Linked DNA regions of Homo sapiens: region 2 is linked to region 1. A link is an interaction called in ENCODE POLR2A ChIA-PET data of the cell type or tissue named here. Cell type or tissue: PC-3. All regions are shown on one strand. Links, peaks and the distances in the headings refer to the core of each region. The heading gives the core; the rest is flanking DNA.

Region 1 (6,309 bases), core at 54-2,553:
AGTCACCAAAATAATAAGAAGTTCTGGGGTGGGCATAATGGCCTACTACACCTGTAATCCCACCATTTTGGGAGGCCAAGATTGGCAGATTGCTTGAGTCCAGCAGTTCGAGACAGGCAACATGATGAAACCCCATCTTTACAAAAAATACAAAAATTAGCCAGGTGTGGTGGTGTGCACCTGTGGTCCCAGCTTCTGAGGAGGCTGAAGTAGAAGGATTGCTTGAGCCCCAGATGCAGAGGCTGTAGTGAGCCAAGATTGAGCCATGCTACTCCAGCCTGGGCTACACAGCAAGACCCTGTCCCAAAAAAAAAGCAAGCAAGCAAAAAAAGAAGTTCTAGATTCAGCAAGCAAGAGAAGCAGGGATAAAACCTTCTTAAGATCTAAGTATACTTAGTTTAAAGGCCCCATACCTCGTTATCTCAAACATGTTAATATGCACCCACATTTCTCATAAAATGTAGCTTTACATTACTTTATAAGAAATGAGTTGCAGTTGACTAGTTGGTCTGTAACATTTTATGGACAAACTCTTAAGTATTCATTTTGATCTTCATTTTAGACCTTATAGTTCTTTTGTTTTGGGGTCTTGTATATTTCCATAGGCCCTTGAGAGACTTACAGGCAATGTGCCTGTAGTATCTGACAGATAAAGAAGCCACAGACATGGTGGCAAGGCAAGGAGAAAGAGGAACCATGGTCTACTCCTCAGCGAAGATGGGAGCACCTTTGAGATCTTCAGCAGGGTTAAGTGGAAAGAGCTTCCATGTCCCCTGTAAAGCCACTCCTCACCCTATGAGACAAGACTTCTCATCTTGGCACTCTGGTTTTCTCAGCTCCACCACAAAGGCTCCTCATTGTCTTTGAGTCAGGAAGGAGAATGGTTGGGTGGTGGCTGTCAGGAAATCTGGGAAGTCTGGCTCTTACCTTCAGCTGGCAGAAGGTGAGTCTGCCCAGGCGATAATACACCTTGGCATAGTACAGGGCCTCCTTGGGACTCTGCAGCCATGGTGGACAGAGGGACAGGGTCTTCAGGTAGCAGTCCTCAGCCATCTCATACATGTGCAGGGAGTAGTACACTGTAGCCAGGCGGTGAAAGGCCACCAGCTCTTGCCTCTGATCTCCTAAGAATTGGAAGACTGAGAGAGATATCCTGCAACCAACACTTTGCATCATTTGTTCACTCATTCATTCCATAAAACTTTTTGAAGGTCTACTAGATGTCAGGGACTGTGCTGGGGCATAGGAAATAAGACAGAAGAGGTGCCTGTACTCATAAAGCTTATTGTCTCACATGACAGACATTCCTTAAATAATCCCACAAACAAATGTAACATTACACATGTCATAAATGCTACAAAAGAAAATGCAGGGCTCTATAAGAGTGACTAAGTAGAGGATGGGTCAAGGTTTCCTGGAGTGATTCCCAGAAGAAAATTTTCTCCTTATTGCAGATGCTACTGTAATGCAGGATTCTGAGAAAGAATTCTTCTTAAACCCTTTTAATGGGACATGGTGACAAGTCTAGCTTGATGGAGTAGCTAAGAATTGCAATAAATCACTCTGTATAATAAATGTCTTCCTCACACAAAAGTCTCTCTCTTCAGAGAATTATCTTGGGTACCACCATGTAGCAGTCTCTCCTTGGCCCCTTTACCTACTGTCAGTCTCAGATAAGCTACAAACACCTGTTCACACTTAAACCATGCTTTAGAATGCTGGTTTCTAACGGGTCTATGACTTGTTGTTTGGTGGATTTGTTTTAATACAGAGCAATCTTTTACAGGGAACAAAGGCTTACAATCATGTCTTTGGAATATTTGCAAGGTGGCTGTGGGATACCATCTAAAAACATCACTTTTAAGCTTCAAAGAGCCAAAAGCCAAAATTAAAAAAGAAAATCTAAGAGAGAGAAAATTCTCTGATATGGAAAAATCAGCCACAGGGGAAGTACTTATATAAAGGATGCATACAACCTCCCTTCAGCTCCCATCCAGTGAGGGATAAAGAGTGCTCAGAGGAACTGCCTGGGGCCTCCAAGGCCTTTCCTGAGATTAGCACACAGTCACTCAGATGAGATCCTATGCAATAAGGAAAAAGGTAGGGAAAAGAGGGAAGGCTCTCTCAAGAATGCAATTAGACAAAATAAAGTCCGGTATCATCCACACCCGATGCCCTTGAAAATGCCCAGAAGACCCTCCTGGAATCATCACAGAATATTACATTTACCCTTACATCTAATCAAGGCTTCTCTATCAAACCTGCTTTTCTTCAAACACCAACATTCAAGATGAGGGGTTTTTAAATCTTTTTTATTCTGCCATTTATCTGTTCTGATGACTATTATTGTTTCCCACTAGCTTTTGACATAAACACAAGATATTCAGCTATGTTCTGAGTTAGGGTAATGGGAACCTGACCTTCATTTACATTTTAGCTTCATGGGAAAATGCACTTTTAACTAAAAATTAACTAATTTAAAATTCAGGGCACAGTCCTTTTGCAATGGGAACATAGCTTATGAAGAGAATAAAATATCATTTACTTTACACTTGGGGAACAACAGCACCTGTAATATAATAATAGTGTGGCACAGGCAACACTTACCAAGGACTTACCATGTACCCAGGATTGTGCTATGGCTGTTACATGGATAATCACTGGTCTTCATAACAACTACCATGAGGTGGGCACTATTTTTAATCCTGATTTGGTGATGACAAGCTTGAGGCTTATAGAAGTTAAGCAACTTGCTTAACTAAGGTCTCTCTGACAGTTGGACCTGGGATTTGAACCCACACAGTCTGACTCCAGGGCCTGCGGTGTTATTGCTTTGCTGTCTATCCTTGACTAATCACCCCTCTCATTCAACACACCCAATAGTGAAGACCACCCACCTGTGACTGTGCTGAGCCTGGCGGCCAGGGTGGCAAATTCCAAAGCCTTCTCATAGCCTTCGAGGCTAATCTGCAGCTCTGTCAGCTTATTGAAAATCCGGAGCTCAGTTCTCACCGCCTTCAACCTCCTTGCTAAAGGAACAGCTCCAGCCTAGGAACAGAAGCCCAAGGAACCTTAGTCTAGCTAGGAATCCTCAGTGCATACCATAGCTAGGAGACTTATCTTCTACAGGCAGGGGTTGGGGAACGGCAGTGGACTAAAACAAAGGGGAGTCAGCCATGTTTCCCTGTGTGCCTTTACTCAACCCTCTCTCTCCTGATCCTTGCTCATGATGTTTTGCCCAGATCTTAAAGTAGAAGAAGTAGAGGGCATTGGGCTTCCTATAATTGGGGAAACCTGGAGTAGGAAAGGGAAGCGGCTTTTCCCAAGGTCACGTGGAAAGTCGTTCCCTTCTCAGCTGTGTGCTCCCCTAGCATCCATGGTGCTATCTATGAAGCACACATGAGTACACGCATAGTGTGGGAATATCTCAAAAAGTGGTCATTTCTATGTTTTTATCATGATAGAATTTTAGGCAAATCACTTCATCTTTCTGAACCTTAGTTTTCTCATCTACAAAATGCATATGAAAATAAGCCCCTCAACAGTCAGAGACGCGTTCCCTGTTCTTCCCCACCCCTAGCTCAGTGCCTGGCACAGACTGGGTATTTGCTAGCATTTGATGACTGAATAAACAACTGAACAAATAAATAAATGAATATCTGAATGAATAAAATTTTACGATCAAATTAGATAATGAGGCTTCCTAAACTTCAGTTGGTGATGAACAACAATCACAATTTTTGACATATCTGCTTAATATCTGGACATTCATTTAATTTGTGTTATTCTTAACATCAACTCTTTTTCTTGCCTCATCCTTCGCAATAATATCTGTGAAGTCATAGGTTTGATGAGCTTGTATTATATATTTTTAATTTTAAAAAATATATTTTAATACATGCTTATTAAAAATATGATCAAACAAAAGCATTCATCTACATAACCCTTTAAATAATCTCCCACCACACCCCCAGTAGTAAATGGGAAACACTGGTAAACTCAAAAGTGTGCTGCAGACCATAAAGTACCATGCACCCAAGAGTCTGAGATGGTCTTGATCTCCTGGACTCAATTATTTTGATGTATTATCCGAAGAAGGATAACTTATCAAGCCTGAGAATGACTAAGTTTATCAGAACCTTCCCTGAGCTCCCACTAGGTTGAAGAGAGAGTGAGTAGGTGGGCACTGGACAAGAAAGAGAGAAAAATGAAATACAAGCAAGAGAGGAGAAGAGGGACTCAGGCCGAAGTCCAGCCTGACCCTTCCCATGCCCGTGCCAGGACCTGTCTCAGCAAACTGCACAGCTTGGACTTACTCGGTAGTACTCCACTGCATGATGCCTGTGGCGGGTCCCATTGAAGAACACATCACCTGCTTCTTCATAAAGTTTGAGAGCCAGCAAAGGCTCCTCTGACTTCAGGGCTGTCTGGATGGCTGCCTAGGTGGGACAGAGACAGCTGTTAAAGGCAGAGAGGAGGGCTTCCTGACCTCCACAGGACTGGCAGAGCTAAGACGCAGACCACCTAAATCAACTAATCCTCTGCTAAAGTCCCCCAAATCCTAAATGTCTTCACACTCCTAGGGCTGGTAAGAGGACTTTAGACATTCTCCAGTCTGGCATTTCCCCATCCTGTTATGAGAGATTGCTTTTGGTGGTGCTAGATTATTTTTAACAGTATATAGAAAAACATTTTGTTTTACTAGTTAAGTATTTATTTTAATGTGTTTTAGAAAAAAAAAACTAATAATGCATCCAACCTGCAACTTTAGATAGTATTGTGTAGAATAAGGCTAAGTGTAGAAAAAGCTACGTTGATTTGATGTTGAGTCAAAGAAAAAGAAGTAAACAATGGTATAGAAGGTACATGTATATAGCAAAACTATGAATTTAATATGTAAATAACTGAAATGGAAAAATAGTGATCCACTTCAACATCTTACACTTTCCAGATGGAGATAGTGTGGCTCAAAAGAAAACAGAACCTCCCCAGCTTCATGCCAATAGTCAGTGGCAAACAAATGTTGGTGTCTTCCATCCCAGTACCCTAACCTCCACAGCTTCTTTATCTCTAGCAAGCTATTTTGGATTTCATCTACACAAAATGTGCTAAGGAAGTTGAAGAGTAAAGAATATACCACTGCACCTGCAGCACAGTTACAGGACCTCAAATAGCCTCAGGTCCAGAATGATTCACTTCCATGGAATTGACCCTGCACAACATCAGTTAGGTGGCAGCCTGGGGTTGGGTGAGGCCTGGGACCAGTTCTGGCCAGTGAACATTTCATCACTGGGGCAAGATGCTGCAGTTGCTGTGTTATTGCATGGGCAGCTACAGAGAGAGAGAGGGGCAGTGAGATGGAATCCTGGAGTCAGGAGGCTTTGCCACCAAAACAATGCACAATCGGAACAGTGCCCTCTGGGCTTCAGTCTCCCACAACATGAAAGGAGAAGACTGAATTGTCTGCTCTCTGGAAACCCTTTCAGCCCAAAAATCGCAAGGCAGATGGCGTAGAGGCTGAGAGTGAAGGCTCTAAGTCACACTGTGTGCAGTTCTCAGCTCCACCACTTACCAGTTGTATCACCTTGGGCAAATTACTCAGCCTCTCTGAGCTTCCTCTGTAAAATGGAAATTATAATGGAAAATCCTACTGCGTTTATAATGAGGGTTAAACTACGTCATGCAAGTGAAGTGTTTGGCAAAGTCTCCTGTACATAGGAAGCATGCAATCAGGGTTATGCAGCTATTAAGTCTCAGTAGAAGTGAATTTGTGCAAGTTTATGTGCTAGTATAAGGAGAAGTAAAAAGAGAGAAAATAAAACATGGGAAAGAAAAAAACCGGTATATTTTTGTAGAATTAAACATCTTACATATCACCACAGTATTTAACATCGATATTGTACAGATAGTAATAAAACACTAAAATATAATGTATTAAACATTTACTAAGTTCTGAGCACTTAATAAATGCTTACTATGCATTTACTACTATGCAAGTGAGATATATAATTTTTGTTTTACTAATCCTTATGCTAAAAGATAGAGTTCAGTTCCCCCATGAAGAAACTGAATCCCAGAGATGTCATATGGCAAGCCCAAAGTCACACAGTCAGTCCATATGTGATGGCCCTGGGATTTGACTCTAGGCTTTTCTCTCTTCAAAGCCCAGGCTTTTAACCACTACACTGTACCACATCTCTGATATTAAAAGTATGCAAACAAACAAAAAAATAAGAGAATAATATTGTTAATACCCCACATACACACCAACCTTGCCTCAAACTGCAGCAAAACCCTAAAGTCAAGGTG
Region 2 (7,889 bases), core at 3,384-5,883, 220 kb before region 1:
TGGTATTACAGGTAATTTTTTTTGAATATTTACTTCCAAAATCTGTGTTTTAAAATAAAAAGAAAATTTTTATATGGTAAGTAATTTATTTTATTATGAGACTTTCTAAACAGAATCTAAGCAAATAGAATTTATCCATATGCTAAGATATATTCTTTGTGACTAATCACAGTTTATACTATTATTGCAAAACTAGAAAAAATAAAAGAAATTACTTAATAATTCTAAGCAAAAACCATTAAATAGACTTGAATAAAATTATAAATCTTTGACATAAACCAGACTAATACTAGAAATACAATAAAAGATAAAATATGTGTTATGTCCTCCAGGAATTCATGGTGTAATATTTTCATAATAAAAAAAAGTAGAAGAAATTCTTATTTAAAGTGCAAAAGAACACTTGACAAAAATAATGACTTAAAATCATCCACTGTTTGAGCAAATATCTTTGTAAGATCTGTGAGCCAGACACTCTTGGGTAAGGGTTGGATAAGATGAGTAAGAGACTGACATGAATTTAAGAATAATCATATCCTGATCTCAGTTGTTATCATAATAGATGACATTTCTTGAGCACTTATGTGATAAAGCTGGAAACTTTACACAGTAATAGTGACCAGTAGCTCCTTAGCTGGAATAGAAAAAGCAGTAGGGGGGTTGAGCCAGACTGGCAGGCCATTGGATCACATATGAGGGAACTGAGGAAACTGAGAGAGAAGCTTGTAGTCAGGGAAAGGAATTTTGGCACTGGGGATTCTGGAAGTACAGTTACAGGCAAGGATAGGTACCAAACCACAATGCAATGCTTAATAGCAAAATGGAAATCACCCAAATGCCCCAGCTTAGAGTGAGATAAAGCCGACGATGGTATCCTTAAAGCAATCAACTATTGTGTAGCCATAAAATTGTAAAACTACAAAGGCCATAAGGATACATAAAGATGTACATATAAATTATGCTAAGTGGAAAAAATTAACCCAAGTATTAGAGCTGAGCAAAATCTCTGCTTGCACATTGACAGAAATAAAAAGAAATTATAGGCATGGTTAATAGCTTCAAAAAAGTTCTATTTTTGTGTCTTTGGCAGTGTTCTTGTCTTAGTTCATTCCTGCTGCTATAACGAAAATATCTGAGACTGGGTAATTTATAAGGAACAGAAATTTATTTCTCACAGTTCTGGAGGCTGGAAAGTCTAAGATTAAAGCTCCGGCTTCTGATGACCATTGAGGGCCTTCTTGCTGAGTCTTCACAGGGCAGAAGCTAGCCGGCTAAACGCCTATGCAAAGCCTCTACTTTTAAAAGGGTCTTCATCCCATTAGTGAGGGAGCAGCCCCAGGGCCTAATTATTTCATGAAGTCTCCACCTCTTAATTGCAACACTGGCAGCACCTGAACTTTGCAGGGGACATGTTCAAAACATGGCAGTTCTATAAGCATGTACTTTCTTTAAAAGGAAGACCATCTTCAGTTACTCCCAAATTATCTCCTTTGCTGAATCAGAAAACACCTGTCAGGACTCCAGAGATTCCACAGTTAACTTACTTCTCTTTCTTTACTCTTGGACCCACAATAAGTTATGTCCCTATGCTGAACTGAGAAAGCATTTATAAATAAAAGACAAGTTTAATAAACCTCTTCTTTTCACCAAATAAATCCCAGTTCAGAAATGCCAGCAGATGTCTGAAACAGCAAAGAATAATGCATAAATTTATTGCTTTATTTTACCTGGAATATCCACGGTATCAATAAGTTTTTGTAGTTGAAAGATAATCTGGAAATCTAGACTAGTAATCTTCAATTCTGTTCTACAGAGATGACTCAGGGATCACCTTTGGGATAAGGGGTGACAAGGTGGGAAAGTAAGCACAATTCCTTTGTCTCTCCTCCCACACTCCCCCTGGAGCTCCAAATGCATGAGCAATTCAAGCAGAGCAGCTTTGGTAAAATATTGGCTCCATAGGCTAGTGTTTCCAAACATAACAGCATATAAAAGTCAAATGAGGAGTCTTTAAAACATTGAGTCCTGGGCCGCACACCAGACCTATCGAATCGGCATCTCTAGTAATGGAGCCCAATGATCGGTATCAGTTTAAAGCTTCTCATTTAATTCTGATGTAATCCAAATAAGGGAAACTTTTCTAAAGAAGACTGGAAAGAAGGAAACATATGACCTCTGCTGAAATGTTTCTTATTATGGGAGCTTCTCCCCAACAGAAGGCATTTGTAATTACTAAGAGAGAACACCCTGTCCATGGAGCTGAGCTAGCTCTTTCTGCCCTCTTATGCTACTTAGTCCCAGTGACCTCCCTCATTCCCAGGACAGATGAGGGCGTTTACACCTGGGTGGCTGCCCCCTCACCATAGAGCTTCACCTCTTTTCTGTTACCCAGCTTCATCCACCTTGCCATAAGAGTCAACAAGATTCAAAGTCATTCAATCATAATTCCTTAACTTCTGGCTAGAGTTTTTGACCCAAGCTGATTCAATCAGAGCACTCCTCCACGACTTTTAAAGATTAAAGCTGGAATATAGAATCTTTTCTTTTTGAAGTAATAGAGCTAGACAAATGTAAATCTACGGCCACTAGTGGTCATATCTTCATCGTAGTGGGTCCCATGATGGGCCTCTAGATATGCCACCAGATCAGGACTGATGCATTGACACTGACTACCGCAAATGCCACTAGTACGACTCACAGCTGAATCTTTCTCTGCACAAGGAAGCTGCCTTTCCCTTGGTTTCCCAGCCAGCCACATCCAATAATTGGTTAATATAGAGGTATAAAGACCTGATACCTCTGTTTAAATTTGGGAAAATCTTGAAGAGCTATCGCAGCTCCAGAGATCCCCATGGGATTGGATGAGGCAATTGTTGTGAAGGCACTGTAGCCCAACTTCTCCCTCTTTCCCCTCTTGCTTCCTTCATTCTCTCAGAGCTGGTGTCCACACAGATCTCCATCGGAGAGTTTGTTTTCCCAGGGAACCTAACCTATGTCATTATGGAAGAAACCCATCTGCTGAAGGAGGAAACAGGGCTGAACAGAGACAATAGAAATGAGAGACACCCATATGGAATCCTGACTCTCTTAAATCTTCCAATTGTGCATAACTATACATAGTTCTAAATAGCTCACCATCCTGATAATGTGATGCTCAGGCCTGAATATAATTGTCCAAGGCTGGACCCGCTAGACTAGAGTATGGGGGGATTTTACACTCATGGAACTTCTTAATTTAGCTGAACATTAGATGAGCTTTTTAGAAGCCCCAAAATCCTGTTGGTTTATTGGAGACTGTGTTCAACAAAGACTCCTACATTTCCTTCTGTTGAGCCAGCTACCTCTCCCTGCATCCAAACATCATTTACTCTCCTTGAAGAACTGCCTACACTTTATGGCTGGCAGTATTTCTTAGCCTTTTAAACACATGCACCAAATATGAGCACAGATCTGGAAGAAGCTGAAGGGACGAGGAGGTGGGAGGTTGTTTTTGCAGTTTATAGTATAAAAACAGTAAGTTACATGGAACACAATTTTTCCAAAACTGCACAAACTGTTCAACCATCCTATGTTCAGCCCCCTAACAATTGTAGAAGACATCTCTTTTATGACGACTTGGAGTTCTTATAGTTCTTACTTAGAACTTTTAAGCAGCGCTAATATCTGTGGTGCACATAACAAAAGTTCCAGAGATATTCCCTTTGCCAGTAATGAAGCTAGGTCTGAAAATTATATGCTCTGGTAACAAAGTTCCAACGAGAAAAATTGAAGTGGTAACAAATTTGAGCAAGTTTATTTTCTTTAATTTCTAACCATGAAATGTTTGGATCTGTATGGGACTTTGAAGATCATCTAGTGCCAGAATGGCAAACACTCCCCACTCCCTTTATGTCTCTCCTCCGCCAGAGTCCTTGGCAGACATTACTATGGGACTCAAGATTCTTCTCACAGAGCTTCAATGCTGCTCATTTTCCAAGGATCTTCTTCCCAAGGATCCAAATGATGTTCCATAATTCTCAGCACACCGCATCAGACAGCTACTACCAATTAATTGGTCTGGAAAACTAGACAAACTTTATTTCCTTTTTTTGCCCCAATCACCCTACTCTCCTAAAGGGGTAAAATCATTGACCCAAATTTATGTAATGCTTACTAATCAAGCTTAAACTCCTGATTCCCAAATCAGTGCTCTCTCTCTTTTTCTTCCCCCTCTTCATTGAAATTTCTCCAGTAATTTTAACCATTATATGCCCACAGGCTAGTCAGGTATGAAGAATTCTGGACCCAACTTCAACTGGCATGTCCTCCATTATCGAATGAGTGTGTAGCTGTTGCTCACGCTGCTTATGACATATGTAGGAACATAGAGGCCATCTGAAGGAAGAGAGGTGGTCAAGCTGGGCTCCAGTTCCCACGCGGTTATAGATGCTTCAATAATAATAATAAAATGCTACGACAAATAGAAACATGCCCTGCACCCAATGACTCATGGCTCTAAGCTAATCCCACAATGGCCCCACCTCAGTATTAAAAACACGAGAGAGAGAGAGAAATATAATTCCATGTATGTCCGTCTGTTTGGTAACCAAAACAACCAGCCATAAATGGGAAGTGACTCCCTGATAAATGGTTTTGTGTGAAGTTAAGACCATCTCACTTGCTCTTGAACTGTCACCTGGGGCCTTGAAGAAACAAGTGGCCCTAAGGCTATTTGGGCTCCTTTAAAAATGCTAACCCTCTCCAGTGCCAGCACCATTTTTCTTGTGCTTAGAGGATGGCAGCACTATAGGTGGGATGGAAAATAACCAGCTGGCATGAGGTGCCCTAGGAGCCAGTCTGAAATTACAGGATGATGTGTCAGGATCCAGGAAATGATGGGTGCAATGAGTGGGTCATTCTTTCTCCTTGGCACACGAGAACACACCTAGAACTCTAACCTCCATCCTAGGAGGTCTGAACGCCAAAGTGAAATGAACTTTAGAGACACCAGACACAATCCCACCACTTAGTAGATTATTAGAATGAGGACCAGAGAGGGAAGAGACCTGGCTAAGGTCACACAGCAAGTATGACTGGTGTTTCCAAAAGTAGATTCTTGGAGTAGTAAAAAGAAACTGGAAACATGTAAACATCAGGAGCAATGATAAACTGAAATAATTCATCCAGTGAAACGCCACCTGGTCTTGAAGGAAGAGAGGTGGTCAAGCCAGACTCCAGAGCTGCTCACCACAGGAAGGAGGGGTCCCATCCCCCACCCACATCCACAGCCCTACCCCACCAATGTGTCCCCCTTTTTCCATCTCTGACTCTTACTAAAGCAAAATGCTAGCTACAAAGTGACTCATTTTGGGAAATAGACTTTGTGACTCAGTTCTGCTCTCTAACCACTAGACTAAGCTCCTCATGACTTAAGGAGGTTTCACTACATCTATCAACAAGCTGAATGAGAGGGGATCCCCTTGCATAAAAGACAAATAGGTGGTTTATCCATCAGTGGTAGGTACTATGAAATAAAAGGCAATGTAATATGTAATTAATTCAGTATACATTAAACTAGGATCAATGCCAGACATACTATCCTCTTATATCCTCATAACAACCCCACTGGTAAAGACAATTATTCAATGTATCTAGAAGCTAAGAATCAGAGATGGTAAGTGACTGGAAATGAAGTTTGGGAGAGGTTAGGTGACTTGTCTGAGTTGGCAGAGCCGGGATTCAAGCCAAGTTGTCTTGGTTTCCTCTGCTCCATACCCTTGGTTCCCAAACCCACACCCCACTGTGGCATTTTTCACATGGCCAAGGTGATACAGCAGAGGCAAGCTTCCAGTCTCCTACCTCAAAGGCACAGCGACCTCTGTGATTTAATCACCACAACAGTTCTGTGGAGGGTTGGCAGGGGATTTGTCAGATAAACAACAACAACAAAAACCAACAGATTTCAGAAGCATAAATCCCACGTGGCCTGGAGGCAACCATTTTCTGTGTAGTAGCCTCGGTCTTCTTCATTTGTAATATGGGGATAATTAGAGCATCTACCTGATAGGTTTGCTCTAAGGACGAAGTGAGATAATATAAGTGAAAAGCACTTTGTGTAAACTGCTAAGTGTCATTCAGTGAAAAAAGAATCAGAGACATGCCGAAAGGACAAGCAAAATGCTAACCCAATGAACTGGGTCTAGTATAAAACCATTACTTGCCTCATAACAAGAAATAATAGTGATATATATCTACTTAATGCCTACAGCTTTATAGTTTATATAGAGTTTTTTAGAACACAATTCTTTTCAAATCAATAACCAATAGCCATGATTTGAGTCTTTTCTAAAAATGTATTTGGTATAGCCATTTACATGGTGAAGCTATAATATATATGCTAGGTAAGTTGTGGCAGCCTATGTTAGAAATCGTATATAATTCTAACAAATTTCTTCTGAAGTAGGTGCTGCTCCACAGCTAATGAGAGGAGAAGCTGAGCTTTGAACCTAGGCCTGGCCTGACTTTCAGGAACCTACGGTGCACACTTTTCCAGAACACCACAACTCACTGCACCCTCAGCAGGCCCCAAAGCAGAGTGTTATCCACCCAGGAAACAGCCATGTGCAGCCGAAGAAACAGCCACATGCATCCTGAGGTATGAGACATGAAACCTCCTTCCTAGAACTTGAAAGAGCTGCCACGGCGAGGAGGACATGAGCCTTACTGTGGGTCTCCAGGGTTCACCTCACACGACTTTCTCTGGCCCCTGTGAGCAGCTCCCCATCCTGCTCTGAGTCAGGCTTCTTGTTTCTCATTTTTCTTCCTAACATATTTTCCCACAGTGCTTTTTCTGAACTTCTTCTTTCCTGAAATCCCCAGCTCACCCTGAAGGACCCTACCACCACCTTTCTCCCTAACCCCACTTCCCAATTTTCCTCTATGCCTGTGATTCATTCTGTGAGTTAACTGGGGAGGGTGGCCCTAACCTCTCTCTTGCATGTGTGGTTGCCATCCCCAGCCTTTGACAAGGGAGCAGCATAAAGGCCTAGGGAGTGGGCCCTCTAGACCGACTCTCTGGGTCCAAATCCAGGCTCTGCTCTTAGGGCCATGTGGGCCTAAGCAAGCAAGTTGGCCTTTATGTAAGCTTCAGAGAGACCTGTCTCAAGGAACCACTGTGGGGGTTAGAGGAGATTATGCTTTTGACAAGGGCATGTTACAGAGCAGCCATTATCAGTGGATTTGCATGCATGACTGGTTCCATCATTGGTGTTACCCTCCTACCACCCCATCTCCAATCTCTGAAAAAACATCTTTTCTTAAGCCAAATTTTCCTCTTACTCATCCATTTCAACCTCCCCCAGGAATATAGTCCCAGGACTCTTCTTCCTGTCTATGACATAATCTAATTCCTCTTCCACCCTACCCACCTCCTTGTAGACCCCCCCATCTCTGTTACAGACACCTCCACCCCTGGCATCCAAGGCAGGACATCTAGCAGTCTGTCTTTTCCTATGCCTCTATGCCATCCCATCATAGTGACCATGGCCTTTGGACTCTTCCTAAGCTGCCTCCCTGGCTTCACCTTTCCTTGCCACATGTCATTGTCCTCCCTATTGCTCACCCCACAGCCTTCCTCACCACAACACTCCCTTCCCAACCTTGCCCCTTGGTTCTTCTGTTCCCCATTCTTGGAGAGCCCTTTTCTCTCCCTGCAGGGAAGGAAGTGCTTATCCTTCAAAGCACAACTTATCCAGGTGCTTCTCATCATTTCCAGTTAGGTTTCAATTTTCATAGTCTGCCCAGTTTTCAAATTATATTATTATATGTTTATGCTTTGCCCCTAACTAAATTACAAGCATCTCAAGGGCATATCTCACATGTCTGTGTATCTCCTTACAAGTCCTAATAGA

What was found. Peaks named below come from ENCODE experiments on the same cell type or tissue, not always from the same donor. Only the 100,000 strongest peaks of a DNase experiment are listed, where the experiment ranks them.
Region 2: POLR2A ChIA-PET joins it to region 1 with 6 read pairs; 2 of 35 experiments call an interaction of 5 or more read pairs at or near these places.

The regions. Positions count from the first base shown.
Region 1 is chr5:149,005,954-149,012,262 of GRCh38, forward strand. SH3TC2 (SH3 domain and tetratricopeptide repeats 2) reads right to left here. Exons shown (of 17, transcript NM_024577.4): 14 at 4,317-4,439; 15 at 2,898-3,048; 16 at 928-1,124. Among named protein-coding and RNA genes, the nearest start is that of MIR584, 53 kb to the right of the region's middle. In PC-3, for the core only: no CTCF peak of the experiment used is centred there; a DNase peak (open chromatin) is centred at 1,378; H3K27ac peaks cover 1,373 bases.
Region 2 is chr5:148,786,154-148,794,042 of GRCh38, forward strand. No RefSeq gene overlaps it. Among named protein-coding and RNA genes, the nearest start is that of ADRB2, 37 kb to the right of the region's middle. In PC-3, for the core only: no CTCF peak of the experiment used is centred there; DNase peaks (open chromatin) are centred at 4,528, 4,678, 5,378 and 5,738; H3K4me3 peaks cover 1,060 bases; H3K27ac peaks cover 2,500 bases.